Regions from separate parts of the Homo sapiens genome. Here region 2 is linked to region 1. Evidence: chromatin loops called from intact Hi-C (ENCODE). Cell type or tissue: natural killer cell. All regions are shown on one strand. Links, peaks and the distances in the headings refer to the core of each region. The heading gives the core; the rest is flanking DNA.

What was found. A loop is a pair of places that touch in the nucleus more often than their neighbours do. Peaks named below come from ENCODE experiments on the same cell type or tissue, not always from the same donor. Only the 100,000 strongest peaks of a DNase experiment are listed, where the experiment ranks them.
Region 2: it touches region 1 in a loop (3-fold over the local background); 14 of 110 quality-filtered maps call a loop at or near these places.

What each region holds. Positions count from the first base shown.
Region 1 is chr19:4,107,542-4,110,439 of GRCh38, reverse strand. All of the region lies in intron 3 of MAP2K2 (mitogen-activated protein kinase kinase 2), which reads left to right. Among named protein-coding and RNA genes, the nearest start is that of MAP2K2, 15 kb to the left of the region's middle. RefSeq lists an enhancer at 965-1,094. In natural killer cell, for the core only: no CTCF peak of the experiment used is centred there; a DNase peak (open chromatin) is centred at 1,379; H3K27ac peaks cover 1,838 bases.
Region 2 is chr19:4,058,786-4,061,683 of GRCh38, reverse strand. All of the region lies in intron 1 of ZBTB7A (zinc finger and BTB domain containing 7A), which reads left to right. Among named protein-coding and RNA genes, the nearest start is that of ZBTB7A, 6.7 kb to the left of the region's middle. RefSeq lists silencers at 87-136, 167-406, 1,427-1,816, 1,837-1,966 and an enhancer at 1,167-1,276. In natural killer cell, for the core only: no CTCF peak of the experiment used is centred there; DNase peaks (open chromatin) are centred at 283, 1,103, 1,613 and 2,173; H3K4me3 peaks cover 1,617 bases; H3K27ac peaks cover 2,500 bases.

The DNA.
Region 1 (2,898 bases), core at 193-2,692:
CCCCCTCACGGCCCCTTTCCTCAGAGGCAACAGTGCGCTGGCTTCCAGGGGATCCTTCTCAAGGCAGTCGATGCCATACAAGTATGTATATGTAGATGCCTTTGGTTTTGTTTTGTTTTCTTTTTGTTTTTTTGAGAGGCAGTCTCACTCTGTCACTCAGGCTAGAATCTAGTAGTGGCACAATCTCGGCTCACTGCAACCTCCACCTCCCAGATTCAAGTGATACTTCTGACTCAGCCTCCCGAGTAGCTGGGATTACAGGCGCCCGCCACCACTCCTGGCTAATTTTTGTATTTTTAGTAGAGACAGGGTTTCACCATCTTGGCCAGGCTGGTCTCAAACTCCTGACCTCAGGTGATCCACCTGCCTCGACTTCCCAAAGTGCTGGGATTACAGGTGTGAGCCACCGCGCCCAGCCAATGATTTTGTTTTTTAAGCACTCATGTCTTCCTCCCAGCTTTGCTTTTTCTCTTGCTGTATCCCGGGCGTCCTTATGACAGCAGAGAGGGAAAACACTCCCGTTTTGGGGGGTACGTAGGTTGTTTCCAGTCTCTGCCCTATCTCAAATAACATGGCACTGACTCGCAGGCACACCTGTGAGGTAAGCTGTGTGAGGGAATTGCTGGGTTCCAGGGTAGATGCAATTAAAAACTGATCCCTATTAGGCCGGGCACGGTGGCTCATGCCTGTAATCCTACCATTTTGGGAGGCTGAGGTGGGAGGATCATTTAAGCCCAGGAGTTCGATACCAGGCTGGGCAACATAGTGAGAAACCATCTCTATAATTTAAAATATTAGGTGAGTGTGGTGGCACGTGCCTGTTTTAAAATTGTTAACAACATTTAAAAATGGGGATAAAAATAGCACCAGCTACATGAGAGGCTGAGGTGGGAAGATCACTTGAGCCCAGGAGGTTGAGGCTACAGTGAGCTTTGGTCACGCCACTGCACTCCAGCCCGGGCAGCAGAGCGAGATGCTGTCTCAAAACATAACAAAGCTGATGACTGTTTTTAAATGGCCTTCTCAGGAAAGTGTGGCAGTCTGAGCTTGTCAAGGCAGGCCTGTGCCTCCCCCAGCTCAGATCTGTGGGACCACAGTCTCTAGGGTGGGGTACAGGCACCCCCTTCATTGACTCTGACGTGCCCCCTTGTTAAGACACTCTGGCCTCGAAGCCCAGAAGTGGGTGAGATTGGGTGGAACAAAAGGAGAAGTGGCCAGAGCTCAAAACCCCGGAGGAAATGCTGCCGACCCCGCCACACCGAGCTCATCAGGTATCAGACCGCCTGCCGCACAGCGTCGTTTGCAAAACCAGAATGCTTGGGTGACACCCTGCAAACGTGCGATCCCCTTTGACAGTTTTGTAATGAAGGCAGGAAGTGAATTTGAGCAAGGCCCCCACGTAGCCATGTGACCCGAGCAAGGCAGCACCCGCCTTGGAGCCCCTTTCCCGCCTGCGAGGGAGACCTGGCGTCTGCCCCGCTGCTCGCAGAGTCACGTTGCCGGCGGCATCAAAGGGCGAGGAAAGGATGAGGAAGCGCTTTGTGGTCTGAGGCAGCCCCTCTGTCATGTGGTGCTCCCTATTCCTCCTCCTCGTCTTCCTCGTCTTCCCCCTCCTCCTCGCGCCCGGCAGGCACCCTCGCTACTCAGGAGTTCTGTCCATCCTCGTTTTGTGTGGCTGACTCAGTTCTCGAGCCCCCTTCCTCCCATGCAGAAAGGGGACAGTGTGGCAACCCGCCCCCAACCTCTATTCTTGGTGAATTTAAAATGGGGGTTCCCAGAGTGGGTGCTGGCACCCCAGGGGACACCACACAGACCACCAGGCTGCAGGAGGGAGACACAGGCCGTGCTGTCTGTGTTATGGAGTGCACCCTTTAAAAGTTCCGAGGTGGTCTAGCCAGGGGCGGTGGCTCACACCTGTAATCCCAGCACTTTGGGAGGCCGAGGCGAGTTCAGGAGATCGAGACTATTCTGGCTTGGCTAACGTGGTGAAACCCCGTCTCTACTAAAAAAAAAAAAAAAAATACAAAAAAAATTAGCCAGGCATGGTGGCGGGTGCCTGTAGTCCCAGCTACTTGGGAGGCTGAGGCAGGGGAATGGCGTGAACCCTGGAGGCAGAGCTTTCAGTGAGCTGAGATCGTGCCACTGCACTCCAGCCTGGGCCACAGAGCGAGACTCCATCTCAAAACAAACAAACAAACAAAAACAACGTGGAGCACGTTGATTTTTAAAGCATTGGGTGAGCCCTGACAGGGCAGCATCCGTGGAAGTAAAGTCATCCAAGGGGGCCATCCCTGCCATCCTCGCCGGCCCTGTGAATTCTCTCCATGCTGAACGATGCTCTCGGAATTCACCTGAGTGCCCATAGGTTTCCATGGAAGGGCCTGCCCAGCACCTGATTCATTCCCTCCCAGGCCACCCCAGTGAGGCAAAGGGGCAGCTTAGCACCGGGGCTGAGGATGGGCGTCCGGGTCAGGTCTCGGCCCCACCGCTCACCCTTACCACGGGTTCGGGACAGGACTCTTGCCGCTTCTGCTGTGAAGCTGAGGGAGGTCGTAGTCCCTGCTGGGGTGAGGACTGTGTGAGCTCCTCCCAGGATGGCACCCGGCACGCACAGGTGTTGCATCCATGTCCTGGCTGCTGCAGCCATTTCCCTGTATTTCTACGCTGTTTCCTCATATTTCTATGTCATCTTTATTTTGCATTTTTTTCCTTCTTTTTTTGTGGGGGGTAGGGGGTACAAGGTCTCTCTCTGTCACCCAGGTTGGAGTGCAGTGGCATGATCCTAGCTCACTGCAGCCTCCACCTCTTGGGCTCAAACGATCCTCCTGCCTCAACCTTCCAGGTAGCCGGGACTACAGGTGCACCAGCACGCTTGAGTAGCTTTTTAAGTTTGTTTTT
Region 2 (2,898 bases), core at 182-2,681, 49 kb after region 1:
TCTGGCCCTTTAAGGCCCAGGCAGGAAGCCCCTCCCCATTTAGGGCAATAAATGGACACGTAAAATGGCCGAGGGCCTGTTTGCTCCATGTCTGGCCCAGAGGGAGGCCTGCGGGCGAGGGCAGGCGGGCAGGGGGCGGGCTGGCAGCTGGCAGCCACCCCAGGCCGTTGGTGCCCCCCGATCGGGACACTGCATTCCTGTCCCATTAAACCCAGGCCGAGGACTGGGCCAGGCGGGGCTTGGCACCAGGTCAGGGCGGGGTTACCCGTCGGGACCAACCTTGCAACACAGGCCGCTGGGCGGGGAGGGGGCGGGGGCTGCCGGGTGCGGGCCTGGCAGCCGCACCTGCACACCAGGCTTACAGTGTGACCTTGGGCCGGCCGCCCACCCTCTCTGGGCCTGATCTCCCCTTCCAGCTTCCTCCTCAGGCCCCACCACTCACTCCCTTGGTAGGTGAGGAGGGGACTGAATTCCCGGAATAGCATTCAGGAGCAAAGTTCCCATCCGTGAGGGGTGGTGAACAGCCTGGCAATGTGTTTTGGGGACTGGCTCTGGCGCACATTAGGTCCCTGGGCTAAGTTTGCTGAATGGATGTGAGCGGGACCCTGACCACAGTGGGGGGCCCCTTTCCACTGTTACGACCCCCATCCCCCAGGAGACAGAGGCTCAGAGAGGTCTCGCATCTTGCCCAAGGTCACACAGCTTGGAGGTGGGGGAGCCGAGGCTTGAACCCGAGCTGCTCTGCACAGCACATGAGGGGTGAGAGGTCCCTTTGGCCTCCTTCCCTGCTCTCCCTGGGCAGAGGGTTGGGTGGGGGCCCTGATCCCCTCATTAGACGGCCCCCTGCTCCAGGAAGTGACCTTCGGGAAGGTGGCGGGTGGCAGTTACCTGCCCAGCCCTCACCTTGTCGTGTGACCTTGGGGAGGCCCCTGGCTCCCACACCCTGCACTAGCGATGCAGCCTCCTCTCTGCCGGTCCCCCTTCCCCGGTCGCCCACCTCCAGGCCTCAGTTCCTGATGCTCCCCGTGCTGGGGTGCCCTTCTTGGGATGCCGGGGTCCTTCCTAGGCGACATCTGCTGCTCCCTGAGCCACGTCAGGGTGCTTCCGAGCTCACGACACATCCCCCGCAGCTGGGAAGTGGCAGCTGCCCAGATCAGAGGGCTGCTGTGTGACCTCGACTGGGCCGCCTCACCTCTCTGAGCCTCTCAGGGACCTGGGGAAGACGAAGTGAAGGTGCCCAGTTAGTTTGGGAGCACAGAGGGGGCCGAAATGCGGCCCGGGTGCCGTGGCTCTCGACAAACACTACAGCAAGTGACCCTTAGGTTAGATGGGAGGTGGGACCGGCAGGCTGCACAGCCCCCTGCTTCTGGGTATGCCTGGCAGCCAGCTGGGTGGGCCGGGGCGTGGGCTGTCTCTGGTTTATCCGGCGGTTTGCTGCGCCCCTACTATGCGCCACCCTGGGAGGGTTGGGCTTAGGGGCCTGGGAGTGGCCCGGGGGGAGGAGGGCGCCCCACCTCCAGCCCAGGAGGGGCCTGCCAGGGCCTGCCCCTCGGCCGCCGAGTCAGCACCAAGCAGCCCCGGAAATCCCACGGAGGCCAGCGCGGGGGAGGAGCTGTGATGAAAGATGGGGCCCCGGGTGGGTGTGGGCCGAGCCCAGGGGACCCTGGCCGGCAGGGGTGGGGACCTGGCTGGCGTGGGGCCGGGGCTTCCTGGAGGAGGGGAACGAAACCGCCACCTCCGGAGGCGTGTACCGTGTGTCGGGCGCACAGTGGGGCTTCAGCACTCGGGGACTTTTTATTGCCAAGACTTTGTGGCCCCCGCCGGGGGTGCTCTGGCTGGGCCCGGCCTCCCCTCTCCCACCTCGGAGGCAGGGTCTTCGGCCCTTTCCTTAGGGGAGGCCTCCAGGAGGCCTAGGTGGGGGCATTGGCGCAGGGCGTGGCCGGCAGGTGGCTTGTGTTCCTGGAGTGAGGGCGTGGGTCAGTTGTCTCAGAGCGAGTTTAGTTTCCAGGGCGAGGGCAGGGCCTTGCCCTGGGTGGGTGGGGGGACCGGCCCCTCCATCATTTCCTGGCCCCCAGCCCCTGGGAGTCAGCCCTGCCGGGCATCCTTAGGCCAGGACTGCAGCCCTCTCTGGGCCCCGGCATTCTCATCTGTAAAACGCGGCCACAGTCCTCTCACGGGGGCTTTCCTTGGCTGACATCACCCCGGGCCTCGCTGCTTTGAGGGAGGGCCTCAGTGATATTTAGGGGGGAACAGGGGCCCAAGAGAGGGTCCCAGGCTGGAGAGGGCAGAGACTGGGACCCCCGGACCCAACCTGGAACTGGGATCTTCACACTGGCGGGGACCTGCAGGAGGTCGCTGAGCCACCTGGATTATTTTGGGCCCATCCTCCAGGCCCCAGGAAAGACACCTCCCAGCCACTCCAGAGCGGGGACCCTGGTCACCCGAGGGGAGGAACGGCCCAGCAGGCCAGGGATAGCCATCTTGGGGCGTTGGTGGCCTGGGTCAGAGGTCTCCCCCCATGCTGGGGTGGGTAGGAGGGCCCGGGCCCGTCTGATCCGGAGCTCCATCTGCTCACACGCTCCCCGCGGCCCAGGGCCAGACGGCAGATGGTGGCAGGGGGTGGACACCACCAAAGGGGACTCCTCGGAGGCTTCCCAGGGCCGAGCCTTGGGTGGGGTCGCTCCCCTCCTACCCTCCCTGCTCCCAGCAGCCACATCTGAGCCCACCGCCCCACCACAGGCCTTAGAGTAGACGGGGGTGCTGAGCAGCTGGGCCCTGGGCCGAGGCTGGAAGGAGGGAAGGAAGGCGGGTGGAGGGGCCTGGGGAGCGTGGTGGCACTGAGCAAGCTCACAAAGGCCTCTGTGTCGCCTGGCAGCTCAGGCCCCGCGCTGAGGGCCC